5 separate regions of the Homo sapiens genome follow, and regions 1, 2, 3 and 4 are each linked to region 5. A link is a contact called in ENCODE Hi-C or POLR2A ChIA-PET data. All regions are on one chromosome and are shown on one strand. Each heading gives the region's core, a stretch centred on a gene start or an enhancer-like site at or near the end of the contact. The rest is flanking DNA. Distances are from core to core; before and after follow the strand shown. Region 1 overlaps PRSS36 (serine protease 36). Region 2 holds the start of DCTPP1 (dCTP pyrophosphatase 1). Region 3 holds the start of ZNF48 (zinc finger protein 48). Region 4 holds the start of STX4 (syntaxin 4). Region 5 holds the start of PHKG2 (phosphorylase kinase catalytic subunit gamma 2).

The links. Hi-C counts contacts between places; a loop is a spot of excess contacts on that map. ChIA-PET counts read pairs that join two places held with the same protein, here RNA polymerase II (POLR2A). Pooled maps may share reads with other maps.
Region 1: a map with no recorded cell type shows a loop between it and region 5 (8-fold over the local background). The contact joins the enhancer-like site here to the promoter of PHKG2 in region 5. A Hi-C loop is called at or near these places in 1 of 37 single-sample maps with no recorded cell type and 5 of 50 pooled maps. POLR2A ChIA-PET finds 5 or more read pairs at or near these places in 4 of 52 experiments (B cell, CD4-positive, alpha-beta T cell, CD8-positive, alpha-beta memory T cell and 1 more).
Region 2: a pooled map shows a loop between it and region 5 (6-fold over the local background). The contact joins the promoter of DCTPP1 here to the promoter of PHKG2 in region 5. A Hi-C loop is called at or near these places in 1 of 168 maps with a recorded cell type or tissue (posterior cingulate gyrus) and 6 of 50 pooled maps. POLR2A ChIA-PET finds 5 or more read pairs at or near these places in 1 of 52 experiments (PC-9).
Region 3: a loop to region 5 is called in a pooled map, with 5 times the contacts of the local background. The contact joins the promoter of ZNF48 here to the promoter of PHKG2 in region 5. A Hi-C loop is called at or near these places in 1 of 168 maps with a recorded cell type or tissue (naive thymus-derived CD4-positive, alpha-beta T cell) and 5 of 50 pooled maps. POLR2A ChIA-PET finds 5 or more read pairs at or near these places in 1 of 52 experiments (Caco-2).
Region 4: a loop to region 5 is called in a map with no recorded cell type, with 14 times the contacts of the local background. The contact joins the promoter of STX4 here to the promoter of PHKG2 in region 5. A Hi-C loop is called at or near these places in 2 of 37 single-sample maps with no recorded cell type and 8 of 50 pooled maps. POLR2A ChIA-PET finds 5 or more read pairs at or near these places in 1 of 52 experiments (activated B cell).

The regions. Positions count from the first base shown.
Region 1 is chr16:31,140,664-31,143,615 of GRCh38, forward strand. It overlaps PRSS36 (serine protease 36), which reads right to left. Exons shown (of 15, transcript NM_173502.5): 7 at 2,925-2,952; 8 at 2,679-2,808; 9 at 2,074-2,330; 10 at 1,818-1,981; 11 at 1,060-1,297; 12 at 806-947; 13 at 1-94. Among named protein-coding and RNA genes, the nearest start is that of PRSS8, 6.4 kb to the left of the region's middle. RefSeq lists enhancers at 1-16, 17-550, 2,282-2,361 and silencers at 1,482-1,771, 1,822-2,231. Within about 2 kb of position 1,693, at least 34 of the 41 ENCODE cell types and tissues checked have a DNase peak (open chromatin) inside an H3K27ac peak, as active enhancers do; they include CD4-positive, alpha-beta T cell, where a contact is called at or near this core.
Region 2 is chr16:30,428,503-30,431,488 of GRCh38, forward strand. It overlaps DCTPP1 (dCTP pyrophosphatase 1), which reads right to left and starts at 1,528. Exons shown (of 3, transcript NM_024096.2): 1 at 1,378-1,528; 2 at 555-665. The coding sequence starts at 1,478. RefSeq lists enhancers at 1-131, 132-632, 1,386-1,465, 1,866-1,975.
Region 3 is chr16:30,394,047-30,397,024 of GRCh38, forward strand. ZNF48 (zinc finger protein 48) reads left to right here and starts at 1,374. Exons shown (of 3, transcript NM_001214909.2): 1 at 1,374-1,532; 2 at 1,734-1,827. The coding sequence starts at 1,749. RefSeq lists silencers at 1,286-1,475, 1,566-1,825 and an enhancer at 1,796-2,392.
Region 4 is chr16:31,031,754-31,034,952 of GRCh38, forward strand. It overlaps STX4 (syntaxin 4), which reads left to right and starts at 1,805. Exons shown (of 11, transcript NM_004604.5): 1 at 1,805-2,082; 2 at 2,260-2,361; 3 at 2,473-2,572; 4 at 2,709-2,783. The coding sequence starts at 2,053. RefSeq lists enhancers at 1,129-1,640, 2,153-2,663.
Region 5 is chr16:30,746,705-30,750,048 of GRCh38, forward strand. PHKG2 (phosphorylase kinase catalytic subunit gamma 2) reads left to right here and starts at 1,721. Exons shown (of 10, transcript NM_000294.3): 1 at 1,721-1,786; 2 at 2,099-2,211. The coding sequence starts at 2,117. RefSeq lists silencers at 1,468-1,767, 1,808-1,947.

The DNA.
Region 1 (2,952 bases), core at 443-2,942, 390 kb after region 5:
GACCAAGCGGGATACCTGGTGGCCCTGTGGGAGGGAGCTGGCCCCTGCCCGGCCCAGATACACTTCAATGTAAGGCACTGTTGTAGAGCCTGGCCTGTTGGAACAAGGTCCAATGTCACCTTCTGCTCCTCCCATTGCTGGCAAAGTCCTTCCCAGCCCAGGGGAAGGATGACTCTCTGGGGTCATGCCACTCACTCCTTCATCATCCCTCCTTCCAAATCTCCCTTCTAGGTCAAAACATCTCCCAGTGCTGTAAGATTCTTCCCTCATGCCCCACCCCAGACAGAGTCTTGCTCTGTCGCTCCGACTGGAGTGCAGTGGCGCAATCTTGGCTCACTGCAACCTCTGCCCTCCCTGGGTTCAAGCGATTCTCCTGCCTCAGCCTCCCACGTAGCTGGGGTTACAGGCGCCTGCCACCACCCCTGGCTAATTTTTGTATTTTTAGTAGAGGGGTTTCACCATGTTGGCCAGGCTCGTCTTGAACTCCTGACCTCATGATCTGCCCGCCTCGGCCTCCCAAAGTGCTAGGATTACAGGTGTGAACCATTGCGCCCAGCTGTAAGATGCTTAAAGGAGAATATCCCACTATTTTAAGAGTCCTTTGGGTGAGGCACAGTGGCTCATGCCTGTAATCTTAGTACGTTGGCCAAGGCAGGAGGATTGCTTGAGGCTGGCCTGGGCAACACAGCAAGATCTCATTGTTAATTTTTTTTAAACAAACAAACAAACAAATAACAAAAACAAGTCTTTGGCTCTGTTCCATTCTCCCCTCCCGTCTCTCGCCTAGGAGACGAGTGAGACCCACCTGAGGACACAGTGAGTGGCTGCCAGGACCCAGCCTGGGGCCAGGAGGATCCCAGTGCAGACTCGATCACCAGCCACATGCACCTCTGCCAGCCAGGGCCACAGGACCCCCACTGGAGCAGCCTCCAGCCGCAGGCCACAGGCTAGGGAGAGGAGGTGGCCACCTCAGTTGGGGCCCCATGGCTGACCCCTGAGCCCCTGCCATGGGTCTGTGCACTCCCAGGAGCCCCTAGGGCCCAAAAGCGTCCTGCTCACCACCATGCTCTGTGTGTGGGGGACAAGTCTGTGTCTCAGTCTCCTCCCCATCAGGGCCCCAATCCCAGGCTAGCTGGTCCTCCAGGTAGGCTCCCCGAGTCACATGGCTGATCCATGGGCCATGAGTCTGCAGAGGGAAGAAGGCTCGGGGACGTAGACAGCCACTGGGAAAGTCTCTGATTCCAGCCAGAAACCAGGTCCCCTCCTCCTGGCACAAAAGGCTCCAACGCGAGTCATTCTGCAGCAACAAAGTGTGTGTGTTACTTGCCTCTGCGTGTGTGCAGAGAATATCAGAGCTCCTGGGGCTTTCCAGGACTCCAGATTTTCCCATTTGCGGAAGTATCAAGTTCCACCTTCTCCAAATCAGACTCCAAATACTAATTTGTGTAAGAATTCAGCCCTCACTTTAAGATTCTCCTTAAATCCAGAGATAGAGAGAAACCATAGCACCAGCTCAGAGCCCGCCTCAGCTCCCTCCCAAAAGTTCTCTAGGGGCAGGCCCCACCCCCAGCTCGTTCTGGCCCCGCTTCCACCCCGGCTCCGCCCCATTCCCAGTTCCGCAAGCCCCGCCCCTTCCTAGAGCCCACTCGGACCCGCCTTCCCCAGGCCCCGCTCCCTCCCTAGAGCCCACTCGGACCCGCCTTCCGCAGGCCCCGCCCTCTCCCTAGAGCCCACTTGGACTCGCCTTCCACAGGCCCCGCCCTCTTCCTAGAGCCCTCTCGGGCCCGCGTTCCGCGGGCCCCGCCCCCGCCGCTTACCCAGCAGCTGCCCACCTCCTCCTTTTCCTGGTAGGCAGGGCAGAGCGCGTGCGGCGGGTCTCCGGGCAGCGGTACTGCCGCCCCCTGGCGGCCGTACAGGCAGTGGCACCACCAGCCGCCTAACAGCTCCGCCTCCAGCAGCGCGCCTGGGCCAAGCGCGGGTTCTGGAAGGGAAAAGGCAGGGAGCCCGCGCTGCGGCCCAGACGGCCCCTGCACCGCCCGGTGCCGCCCGGCCCAGCGCCGGTCCCCAGCTCACCCCCGCGGCCCCAGCGGGCCAGGCGGCAGCGGCTCCCGGGCAGGAAGTAGTGTTCCGGGTGGGGTAGGCACACGGGCCGCGAAGCCGCGCTCAGGTTCACGGGCGTGCGCAGCTGCAGCAGCGCCAGGTCCGAGGCGTTGTCCCACGAAGCGTTCTCGTGCTGCACCAGGCGCGCCACCCGCTCCGCGCGCGGGCGCGAGGGCAGCAGCACGCGCCAGGCGTCGAGGTCGCGGGGTGGGCTGTCGGAGCTGTTCGGGCTGCGGGATGGGGGCCGAGGGACGTGGGCCGGATCCCGCACACGTGGCTGGAAACCTCACACCCCGGCTTAGACTTGCCAGGCGAGGATCCTGCATCCTGGCGGGATCCCCACGACACCCCCATTCCAACAGCTCACTCACACCCCCGCCTCCGGGATCGAACTTCTATCTACCATGCCTCTACCCACCCCTGCCAGGCCAGGACCCCTCTTTTTGTGCTGGATCCTACACCTCCGAATGGGACCCCGCCCCCCCCACACCCCCTGGGGAGGGGCTGGGGCCGAATGGATGGTATCTCAGGCTGTAGGGAGGGGCAAGGATCGGCTTGAAACGTAGATTTTCACTCACTCCAGAAAGCAGCTGGCAGGTGCCAAGACCCAGCTTTCAGACACCAGCGCCCCATGGCAGGGTCTGGATCCTGGCACCATCACCTGGGCCTCCCAGGGCCAGGCCCCTGGCCGCGGGGCCTTCCCGCACTCTGAGGGGTGAGAGGCCTGGGTCAGTGGGCCTCCTGCAACCCAATCACTCCCAGCAGTCTCCATCCCAACTCACTCTCCCATGTCCCGCTTACATCCAGGGGTGCCGCCCACTCACCAGGCAGGGCAATGGTGCAGTTCTCCTC
Region 2 (2,986 bases), core at 278-2,777, 320 kb before region 5:
CTCACCCCTGTAATCCCAGCACTTTGGGAGGCCAAGGCGGGTGGATCACCTGAGGTCAGGAATTTGAGACTAGCCTGACCAATATGGTGAAACCCCGTCTCCACTAAAAATACAAAAATTAGCCAGGCGTGGTGGGGGGCACCTGTAGTCCCAGCTACTCGGGGGGCTGAGACAGAACTGCTTAAACCCAGGAGGCGGATGTTGCAGTGAGCCGAAATTGAGCCACTGCACTCCAGCCTGGGCGACAGAGCGAGACCCCGTCTCAAAAAAAAGCCAAAAAAACAAAAAACAAAAGAAGGGAAAAGGGTTGTTGCCACTGCTTCTTCCTAGACGGGACCTGTCCTGATGCTTTCACACCTCACACCTCTCTCTTCCAGGAGGCTGAGTGCCCCTAGAGGGCAGGGACCCGTGAGTCCTCTCTGCATCCCAACAACAGCAAAGAGCCTAGCAATCAGGAGGGGAAACTGAACCCATGAATGTTTGAAGACCAAATAAATGCTCCCCTCCCCTCCCCCACAACTCAGACTCTACCAGGAAGCTTTCCATCTACTCACAAGAGTTCTGCCAGCTCCCCCACTTCCCCAACCAAGGCCAGGAGGAGATTCCGAGGCTGATGGAACTGTTCCCAGTCTCGTTCCGCAGCAAACTCAGCATGGAGGCGGCGGCTGAAATAGGACAAAGGAGTGTAAGTCCAAGTCTCCGGGTTAGAGGGTGATGCAGGGGCCAGAGGCAGCTACCCCCGTAGTATGTAATGGGGCCTGGGACCAGGAGATTCTGCAACTAATTCATTGGATGGTATTGTGCAGGTCATTTCCTCTTTCCGGAACTTGGTTCCCTCATCTATAAAATGGGCGTGCCCCTGAACTGCCCTTAACATCTCGCCAAAACTAACAAAACCCTCTTCATTATTCCATCTCCTGCTGCTACTTCTGCAGTTTCCTCCACCTGGAATCGCCGCACATCAAAATGCAATTTCTCTTACAGAAGGTAGTTCCACAGACCCTTCCTCTAAGAAGCCTTTCTTGACCTCCTCCAGCAAAAAATAACGTCTCCCACCTCTCAGCACTTCGTTTGCCCCTCTCGTACCCCCGGCGCCTGGAGAGCAGAGGCGGTATCTGGTGCCGGTATCTTCCCAGGGCTAGGCTGAAGGGCGTTCCTAGTTACCACTCGGAGGCACCACCCAATTTCCCTTGCCTCAGGTGTGCACCGCTGCGCCCATTTTGCAGATGAGGTAAGAAGGCTCACCCAGGGACAGCCCACAGAGCCAGGACCCGAGCCCCGCTGCCAGCCCGCTTCCCGACCACGTGGAGGAACCCTCCCCAAAACGCGGGAGAAAGGGGCGACTTCCCCACCCCGAGCTGGGCCAGGCCTGCTTACATGTCCTCGAGCGTGGGCTCCGGGCTGAAGCTGAACCGGCCGGGAGCAGCAGTGTCCTCTCCCCCCGTGTCCCCACGAATCTCCCCACCGGCCACAGACATGCCGCCCACCGCTGCACCGCGACTTCACGGAAAACCCACGAGCCACGCTCGAAGCCCCGCCTCCAGAGCTCCGACCAATTACGGGAGTTCTCTATTGCCTCACGGGGCGGAGCCTGAGGAAAGAGACCAATGACTTTTGTGGAGTTTGCTACAGCCCTCCCCTTCCCTCACTGGACCAATCTGAGGGAGCTTCAAGCGCGCGTTTCTAGTCTTAGGCCCTGGAATTCTTCCGCTAGGCCCTGTGTCTAAAGGTAGAGGTACCAATTCGACCTGGGGAAGAGACGAAGGGCAGAGGGTGGGGGAAGCGCAGGCGCGTCACTTCGTTTATGGGCGCCAGAGGGCGCCAAAGCGAAACGGCAGCGGAAGAGGGCCCGTCAGGTGGAAAACCCTATAAATGAAAGGCCCTATGCATAGGTATTAAATCAGGGCTTAAGGACGTTGAGAAACCTCGAGGCCAACCCCCACACTATTTGGATGGGATTGAAGGGGAAGAGCGGAGTAAGATCAGACGGCAGTAGGACTTCAGCTCCCCGCCATCGCTGTGTCCTGTGGTTGAAACGATGGAGGTCGCCCCATCCCTGTCCTAAGGGAGGCAGTAGGCCCCAGCGCAACGTACATTGCCCTGAAACACGTGGCCCCTTATGGTCTGGCCTGTGCCGGCCTCTCCAGCCTCATGGGTCCCCAGCACGGCTCCTCCACCCCACACACGAGAACTCCAGGCTCCACTCACACCAGGGAATACGCGAGGTGGCGAGTCACAGGGTTGCTGCTTTCAAATCAGAACCACTGAGTTATTGGCCATGGGAGGAGCAGAGATCTTTATGAAACCCTAGAACAGGTGTAGTCTTGCAAAGAATGATTTATTATTGTACCCTTATTAGGGCTACTATCTCTGATTTCCACGTTTAAAGAGGCTTCCAGCTTGCTGGAAGTGAAAGCGTAAGAAAGCGCAGGAAGAGGCAGAGTCAGATTTTGGAAATTAAAATCCCAAGGCTGTGACAATTGCAATTCTAGGTATATGCCCTAGAGAAATTAATGAATATGTGCAGAGAGACACATGCAAGAAGTTCATTACAGTTTTGTTTCTAAGAGTGAAAAAAATTGAAAATAAAATGACTATCAACGGAAGAATGGCTACATGGAAGTATATTTATACAAATGATATTATCCAGCAGTTAAGATTGGATACATGCAACAGAAACAAGTTTAAACTGCTTTTAGCAAGAAAAAGAAATCTATTATTTTTATTTTTTAAATTTTTTATAGAGACAGGGTTTCACCATGTTGCCTAAGCTGGTCTTGAACCAGGATTGCTGGATTGGGCTCTAGCAATCCTCCTGCCTTGGCCTCCCGAAGTGCTGGGATTACAGGCACGAGCCACCCCCACCGGCCACAAGGAATTTATTGTAAGGATACAAGAGTGTCTCCAGAATACAGTGGGACCTCAGGAATGAACTGGAACTGGGGTGGCTGTTTTAAGCATTTTACATATTTAATCCTCATAGCAA
Region 3 (2,978 bases), core at 124-2,623, 350 kb before region 5:
AAGAGACAGGGTCTCGCTCTGTTGCCCAGCATGGAGTACAGTGGCACGATCCACGATCATGGCTCACTGCATCCTTGAATGCCCAGGTTCAGGGAATCCTCTCAGCTGGGATTACAGGGGCAGGCCACCAGGCCCAGCTAAATTCTCTAATTTCAGTGATTTGTGTACTTGCTCCTTTAGACTGGTAGCTCTCCAAGGACAAATCTTGCAGGTGTTTCAACTTTTTATCCCCAACTCTTGGCTTAGCACTAAGATGCTAATAAATGTGAATTAATGCATAAACCACAGTTACCCCCACCATCATTGGCAGAGGGGCTGAAGACACCTCCAGACACTCTCTCCACCCCAAAACCAAGCCCGCCCAGAGAGCGGATACTGGGATCTTGCTCCTAGGGCCTGGGAACCTGGAAACACAGCTCCAGCCAGGGGCCCACCAGGATGGGAAACAGGGCTTGTTCTTCAGCCTCTCCCTGAGCCTGGCCTCTATAGGGCTGCCGACCTGTCCGGAGTCTTTCTGGCCGCCTCTTTCTTTGTGTCTCTTTCTCTTTGTCTCTGCCCGTTTCGCTCACTATCGTCTTTTGTTCCTCTGCTTCTGGGCCTGTTACTCTCCAGGCTCCCAGCCTCTTACTGCTCCTCGGACTCTGCGTCAATGACTTTATCTCTTATCCGTTTCTACGTCTCTGTCTCTAGCGGCTAATCTTTGGCTCCCCTTATTTTTGGTCAGCCGCTGTCCCTCGGTCTCTCTCTGCCTTTGCGTCCTCTGTGACTCAGGGCTCTGATGTGAGTCTCTGGCTCAGGGTCTCTGTTCCGGGCCCCAGGTCTGATTCCATCTCTCCAGCAGCATTTACCCGGTGTCTGCCTCTAGCCTCTGCTCCTGCCTCGGTCTCCCCAGCCCAGCCCCCATTCCATACCCACCCCCACCCCGGGCCCTCGGCCTCTCGGACCAGCCCCGCTTTGTTTCCCACGTCTCGGCGCCCCGCCCCGCCCCGTCTGGGGTCTCCGCCGCCCTTTGTCTGCCTTGGTCTCTCCCCCACCCCTTTCCCCGGGTCCGTCTTTGGATCCCTCTTTCTTTGTCTCTCCCAGGTCGGAGTGGCTGGCGCTGTCGGCCGGCCGGGGAGGTCGGCGCGGGTGGCTGGAGACACACAGCCACAATTACGAAGAGCCTCGGGCCTCACCACCCAGCTGCAGCCCAGGAGGCACACGGTTAATACCACCGAGTTCGGGCCGCCGGCCTCGGCTTAGAGTAGCCCCTGGGCCGCACGCTGCCGCCCGCCGGCCACAGAGCTACCGCCGACGCGGGCGACCCCCACAGGCCCGCAGCTCCTCCAAGGTCCTAGAGCGGCTCCGTGCGGCCCCGCGCTTCCGCTTCCCGTCCCCGCCCCCGGTGGCCGCCCCCGGGACGCCTGGGTCCGAGCCCGCTCCCGGCTTGGCGCGGAGCCTGCATCCCGGAGCCGCTGGCGGCTCGGGCGCCTGCACCCCGCTGAGGAGCTCCGGAGGGCGCCGGGGTGGCGGAGCCGGAGGCGGCCGGCAAGGTGAGAGCGGCGGCTGCGCGCTGGGAGGAGCAGCAGGTGCAGGGGCGGCCGGCGGCGCGGGCAGGGGGCACCGGGAGCCGCGCCCGTACCTGGGACCCGACGCCGCCCGGTGCCCGCGCTGGCCGGCAGAGGGCAGCGGCAGGGCGCCGCGGGCCACACATGGCTGCGTGACCGCGGGATGCTGTCTGTCCCCTTGCTCAGGGCGGCGTGCCGGCGATGGAGCGCGCGGTAGAGCCTTGGGGCCCAGATCTCCACCGCCCGGAGGAGAGGGAGCCACAGAGAGGCGCCCGCACAGGTGAGGGCCTCGGCCGTGCGCCGCCACGGACAGGTAACGGCCGGTGGGGACTGCGATGCTTGGCTGTGGCCGGCCGAGATCCTGGAAGATCGGACGTGAGCTGTGCCTCTGGGGAGATAGGGGGAGGGGAGCTTTCGGAGCACCAACTGTGCGCCAGGCCGGGAGGGGCTCTTCACGGCCTCTGTCCCCTCCCTCACGGCCTTCCTCATCCTTACTGCCTCTGCCCTACTTCAGGCTTCATTCTGTTTTATCCTGGCAATTGCAGTAGCCTCCTCTCTGCCCCTTTCTCTCCACTGATGCATTCTCTCGCCAGCTTGATCTAAGTCCAGATATAATCCTGTGTCTCTTCTGGAAAACCTTCCCTAGCGTCCCCCAGTCTCCTAATTAAAAGCCTTAGCTAGTGTCCAATCCAAACCGTGCGTGCTCAGGTTAGTCCCAACATCCTTTGACACCTTATCTTCCATTCCACTCCATTATTTTCTCTTCGCTCTGCCGTAATGCCGGTTCCTATTTCCTTATCTCCTATCTCTCTTGTGACAACATAGTTATTCTAGTTATTCTGCACCCACAATTATAACCATTGATACTTTAATCTTATCTCTCCTACCACCCTAAGCTTCTTGAGGAAGGGATGTGTGCCTGGGTCCTCTCAGGTACACACAGGATAACTGATGTAATAAATTACCGAATGGGCTAATATAATAAGATACAATAATAATAGCAAATACCAAGTTTTCCAAATAGACAATATAATGTAGGGATTAACACGGGCTTGAGTGTCAGAGAGACCTTAGTTAGACATCACGCTTTGCTACTTTTTTTTTTTTTTTTTTTTTTTGGCGACAGGGTCTCACTGTGTCACCCAGGCTAGAGTGGCACAATCACAGCTCACTGCAGCCTCCACCTCCTGGGCTCAAGTGATCCTCCTACCTCAGCCTCCCAGTAGCTGGGACTACAGGTGTGCACCACCATGCCCAGCTAATTTTTGTATTTTTTTTTGTAGAGTTAGGGTCTCACCATGTTGCCCAGGCTGGTTTCTAACTCCTGGGCTTAAGTGATCCACCCACCTCGGCCTCCCAAAGTGCTAGGATTACAGGTGTGAGCCACCCTGCTGGCCTGGCTTTGCTACTTTCTAACCTTTATAACCTCCA
Region 4 (3,199 bases), core at 555-3,054, 290 kb after region 5:
TGGTCTCCAACTCCTGGCCTCAGGTGATCTGCCTGCCTCAGCCTCCCAAAGTGCTGGGATTACAGGCATGAGCCACCACACCCTGCCTGAGCTGGGTTTTAACAGGAAGAGGAGAAGAGCCAAAACTCCTCACATAGAATCACACAGCACTTGACAGTTTCCAACCTCATCATCACTGAAGTTTAGAGCAGCCGATACCCATAAAGATGATCTCCCCATCCCCCTACAGTTACCCACTGTGCAGAGGGAGATCCACACTTAGAGACAGGAAGCGATTTCCAGAAGTCCATAGCAACTCAGTCCCAGGAATCTAGGTTTCCTGACCAGGGCATAGCAGAAAGGGTCCATTCCTTTCCTTGCTTGTACCTTCACAGAAGCTTCCTGGACAGAGCCCTGGGGTCCAGGAGACCTGTTATTCATTCCCGGCTATGCTGAGACTTGCTGAGTGACCTTGGGGACTCCTTCTAGAGAATATAAGTTCCACGAGTGCAGGAATTTTTGTCTATTAGTCCTTGATGTATCTCCAGCCCTAGAACAGTGTTTGGCCCATACTATGTGCCCAAAAAATATCCATTAAATGACTGAATGTTGCTGTGCATGGTGGTGCATGCCTGTAATCCCAGCACTTTGGGAAGCTGAGGCAGAAGGATTGCTTAAGCCCAGGAGTTAGAGACCAGCTTGGACAACATAGTGAGACCGCATCTCGTAAAAATTTTTAAAAATAAAAAATGAGTGAATATCTAGATAGCCAGGATTAGAGAAGTGTCACAGTCAGAAAGCCTGAAGCCTAAAGAAGACCAAGGAACCAGGGGCTTTATCCTCAGATACATGAAAGCCTGAAATTCTGTCCACAAGTATTTATAGAGGGCCCGTAATGTTCTTGGTACTGGGCTAGGAACTCCCCAGATTCAGTTAAGAACAAAGTCATTACCTGGCCTCAGATGCAAGGCAGGGGCTGGGGGGTGTGAGTGGCAGGGAGGCAGCGTGATCAATACAAACACTTTTCTTAGCCTGAGCTGCCCTGACATGGTCTGACGGCTCACAAGGTGGTGAGTGCAGCCGGGCTGCAGTGTTCAAGGAGGGCGCCGGCTGGCCGCCCACCTGTCAGAGGCTGCGCCAGAAGGATGCGGAAGAAGAGATTTCTGCCTTGGCTGAGGTCACTTCCCACCCCCAGATTCCCTGCCCACACAACCCTGCAATTTTCTGACGCTGACGACTCGGATCCTATTATTTCCCGATTTTCAAGGTCCCATGATGCTGACAGCCCCAAATGCTAAGTCGTCAGTCCGCCCACGCCCTGGACCCGAAAGCAATAAAGGCGAGGTCAGCAAGGGTCCTACCACCCACTGCCTCGAAAGGCCTCTGGGGGTGGTCGGCGCGCCCCTCCCCACCTCGCGGGGGCCGTGTGGGCGTCGCTCGGTCGTTGGGGTGCCGGGGACGTCGTGATGAGAACGGCGTCCCAGAGACGGCGGTGACAGAGCCGGGACACGTGACAGTCACAGGGTCACATTCTGCGGTCCACGAGTTTGGGACCGGGCTGGTCACGTGACGCGGTGGGGGCACCATGGGGTGATGTGAGATGCGGGTGTCTCGGATTACGTACAAATGACGTATTCCTACCCCTTTTGGCAACCAGATTTCCGTTGGAAGATGCAACGGTTCCGGTGACGGTAGCAAGTTCTCGCGTCCAGGCATCTCCGCTTCCGCTCGGGGCGCAACAACTTCCGACTCCACCTTCCCAGCCTCGGGCAAGGAAGAGACGCGACCATGTGCGCATGCCCCGAATTTATCACGGAGGGGCGGGGCTGAGGCTGCGGGAGCTGGAGCGGGGAAGAAAAGGGAATTCCAACCTGTGGAACCTTGGGGGGTCCCCGGGGTCGGCGCCTTCCCATTGACTGTGGGCGGTGCAAGGGACGGAGCCTCTGGCGGCTCGTGGGGGTGTTGGGGTCCGCAGGGGGAGGGAGGGGAGTGTCAGAGTGTGAGCGGGGTACGGGAATTCCAAATTTGAGGGCCTCCCGGCTCTGGCGCCGGGGAGGGAGAGCTCAGGCCGCCATGCGGGACAGGACCCACGAGCTGAGACAGGTGAGACGCCAGGGCAGCGGGGATGGGGACGGGCGGACGAACTGGAACGCAGGACTTCTGGTCTTCGGGATAGGGAGGGGTGGCTGATGGCCAGGAAGGAAAGTCCCGGAAGCCTGTGGGTCCTGCGGGGTAAGAGCCGCAGCGAAACGGTGGTGCCAATGACTCCGGGCCTGGCAGGGGGATGACAGCTCGGACGAAGAGGACAAGGAGCGGGTCGCGCTGGTGGTGCACCCGGGCACGGCACGGCTGGGGAGCCCGGACGAGGAGTTCTTCCACAAGGTAAGGGGCTGGGGTCTCCGCCTGGATTCGCGAGGGTGTAGGAGGACCCGAGGAGTAGCGTGGTCTGGAGTACCCCATATCTCTTTCAGCCCTCTCGGTCACCCTCCCCAGGTCCGGACAATTCGGCAGACTATTGTCAAACTGGGGAATAAAGTCCAGGAGTTGGAGAAACAGCAGGTCACCATCCTGGCCACGCCCCTTCCCGAGGAGAGTGAGTGAAACCCCGGCTGCAGGGCGCATGCTCCGCCCCAGGGATTGTGGGGGTTGTAGTTCCACGCAGGTGGTGGCCAGAGTGGTTTGTTGAGGTGGGGGCTGCTGTTTGGGAGTCTTGGCCTTCTCTTATTCAGGCATGAAGCAGGAGCTGCAGAACCTGCGCGATGAGATCAAACAGCTGGGGAGGGAGATCCGCCTGCAGCTGAAGGGTGAGCTCCTGGGACCTCAGACAGATCCTTCCCTCTGATCCTGCCCTGTTGTTGGTATATCTGGGGAGTGTGTGGCCCAGAGAAGCCAGTGATATATCCAGGTCACACAGCAGGCCTGGGTCTAGCATCTGTCTCCTGGCCTCCAGGCCATTGTACTCTCCACAGCACAAGTCCGCCTCTCAGGTTCTTTTATTTACAATGAAACCATTTACTTACACAGTTATCGCTGCCCACTGGGCATTCTTTGGGCAGGGAGATGGAGTTTTGTTAGGTGGCCTCTGCATACCTATGGGAACTCAGTGATGTAATGCAAAGAAAAATAAACTTACTTTCTCCTCTTAGAGGCTCAGCCTTAGTCATTTTATGATAAATTATATTTCCCTAAAAATCCTATGGAGACAAGTACCCCCAATACC
Region 5 (3,344 bases), core at 471-2,970:
TAAATAAACCTGTGTAGTCAGTCACTCACCACCTATAGGAATATAACATTTGCAGCACATCAGCAAGTTCCCTCATGCTCTTCATTATTATTTTTATCCCCGATATTGACCTATGGAAACCCTTTCAATCTGGTTCCTGTGTCCTTGTGATAAGCCCCGCTCATTAGTAATGTCTGGCACAAATCACTCCAGACTCACCTTGTACTTTCCCTGCTGAAGCCTAGAAATTGGCCATTTCTCCTGAAAAGACTTAGTTCCTTTTATTGGGTACTGTTATTGAGAAATCAGCATCTAGACACTAGGCGTTCTACTGGGAAGTTACTGCTTAGGGCATTCTGAAAGCAGAGGTAAGAGCCAGTAAATAGTTAATGTTATCTACTTTACATCTTTTAAAAATCTTTTTAAAAATTCCAGTCAATCATAGGGTTCTTTCTCCACTTTCCCCATTCCAGATTCCAGATTCCAGATTCCCACAGTTAAGAACCTTGGCTTCCAGTCACATCAATATATTGATTACTCAGCTTCAGAATTATTATCCTGTTATATTACCAAACAACAAATCTAAGTAAAGTTCAAGATTTTTTGCAATTTTGCCTTTAGATTGATGGTATAGAGTCATAGTACTCTATAAAAAGTTACCTGAATTCATTTTTCTTCCCTCATAATTGTAATCCCAAAGTGTCATTTCTAAGATAGCTGTAGGGAGATAAGTTAATTCTTTTCCTCTTTGGCTGGAACATAACCTCCACAGGGTAGGGGTGTGTGTGTTGTTTCATTGCTCTCAGTCTAGTTCCTAGGTCTTAGACGGTCATAAAAATTTGTTAGTGAATGCCAGGTTTGAGCTATGCACTGAGTCACTCCTGGCAGAATCTAACAACCTGGTGGGTTTAGAACAGAGTGTGATACAAGGCTTTTGGGAGAGGGTGGAAGATTGAGAAAGTGTGTAAATCCCAGATAGTAAACGCTAGGGCTTTGGATGTATTTAGGAGGAGTTGAAGCGGACACAGAAAAGGCTTCCTCTGGCATTTTAAGTCCGAACTAAGAGGCCAAGCTGGAGTCCAAGCTGCGTGTGTCCAAATGTTTTAAGGGCTGGAGTGTACTCAGGACAGGCGCTTTGGGCCAGGCTGCTAATATTGAAAAGAGCTTGCTGGGCGTTGTGGCTCAAGCCTGTAATCCCAGCATTTTGGGAGGCTGAGGCGGGAGGATCGCTTGAGCCCCGAAGTTCAAGGCTGCAGTGAGCTATGATCGCGCCACTACACTGCAGCCTCAGCGTGGGCTACAGAGCGAGACCCTGTCTGAAAAAAGAGAAAATGCTGAATTCAGTTAGGGATGCTTGGAGGAGACCGAGGGAACCCTGCTCAAGTCTGGGAACTAGAGGCGCGGGAAGGTCCTGCTTCCCCGCCACCCAGAGATCACGTTTCCCAGTAAACCCAACTTCCGGGTCCCATTCCAGGCCTCCAAGCCCACGTGACAACAAGCTCCGCCCTCTGCTGTCCCGCAGATGCCACTCGGTGATTGGCCGCGTCTGAAGCCGCGCCCCGGCGTCGCGTTGCAGCCTTAGGTCCAGCCGAGCGCCGACTCACGCCCCAGCCCCAATTGGGCGGCCGGTTTCCAATTGGAAGGGCTTCTGAGCCTCAGTCTTCGGGCGGCGCTGACCATTGGCGGGCAGGATGGAGGCGGAGCCTTGGGTTGTCGCCCGCCGCCGGGGGTTAAGGTGAGCGACTGCAGGCAAACCCGGCGACAGCGCAGCTCGCGTCGACCCTGGCTCCTCTGCCTGCCCCCTCAGGTGAGCCTGCGCTAGACCCCCGTCCCCTTCCTGCGCCCGCCCGAATGCGCCTGCGCGGCAACAGCCGCCTGCCCTTGCGCCCCTTCCCCCTGCCTCCTGGGCACATCTCCCCACTCCCCTCCCTGCCCTGCCATCCTCCCGCCCCCAGGCTCTTCTGCGGGGTCTCCCCAGTCCGGGTCCTTCCCCCACCCCCCCCCACCCCCCAGGACCCTGGCGCCCCAGCTGCAAGGGCTGCGCCCCCGGGAGCCGCCATGCGGGTCGTCTCAGAGCCTGTGGGCCTCCCTGCCCTCACTGCCCTCCTCCTCCGCGCAGGCCCCCGCCTCCTTCAGGATGACGCTGGACGTGGGGCCGGAGGATGAGCTGCCCGACTGGGCCGCCGCCAAAGAGTTTTACCAGAAGTACGACCCTAAGGACGTCATCGGCAGGTAAGGCCGCGGCCAGGGAAACGGAGGTCCAAAGAGGTCGAGCCCCAGCATTCCCGCTTCCGTTTGAAGGCTGGAGAGTTCGCGGGTGGTGGTGGTGGTGGTGGTGGTGGTGGTGGTGGTGGTGGTGGTGGTGGTGGTGGTGGTGGTGGTGGTGGTGGTGGTGGTGGTGGTGGTGCTGCTGCTGCTGCTGCTGCTGGTGGTGCTGGTGCTGGTGGTGGTGGTGCTGGTGCTGGTGGTGGTGCTGGTGGTGGTGGTGCTGGTGGTGGTGCTGGTGGTGGTGCTGGTGGTGGTGTGTGTGTGTGTGTGTGTCTTTCGGTGGTGGTGGTGCTGGTGCTGGTGGTGCTGGTGGTGGTGGTGTGTGTGTCTGTGTGTGTGTGTGTGTCTTTCAAGTTCAGGTTTTCTCAGGAGAAGACTGGATAGTTGGTTTTGTTTGTTTGTTTGTTTGTTTTTGAGACGGAGTCTCGCTCTGTCGCCCAGGCCGGAATGCAGTGGCGCGATCTCGGCTCACTACAACCTCTGCCTCCTGGGTTCAAGTGATTCTCCTGCCTCAGCCTCCCGAGTAGCTGGGATTACAGGCGCGCGCCACCACGCCGGCTAATTTATATTTTTAGTAGAGGCGGGCGTTTCACCATATTGGCCACGCTGGTCTTGAACTCCTGATCTCGTGATCTGCCCGCCTCAGCCTCCCAAAGTGCTGGGATTACAGGCGTGAGCCACCGCGCCTGGTTGACTGAATAGTTCTAAATGGGAAGAATCAGTGATCAGTGGAGAACACCTAGTGACTAGACTCTTACCTTGGGTCAACCCCATTTTTTCACGGATTCATTCATTTATGCCTTCAACACAAAGCTCAACACGGGGAGGGCAGAAAAGATGCGTATGCCCTGGAGGTACTCCACCCGAAGTGACTGAAATTGGCACGTGAACGTTAAAAAGGCATCAGGCTAGATAGGTAGAGGTCTGTATCAAGTGCTATGGGATTCCAGAAAAGCACACCTTCTCAGGAGGAGTCACCTTTGGGCTGGGTCTTGAGGTATGAGTAGGAGTTCAGGGGGGGGTCTTTAAAATCGCAAAAATGTATGCGTGTGGTAGATGTCTCCAGCTTTCATCAGATTCTCAAAGAGGCTCATTAA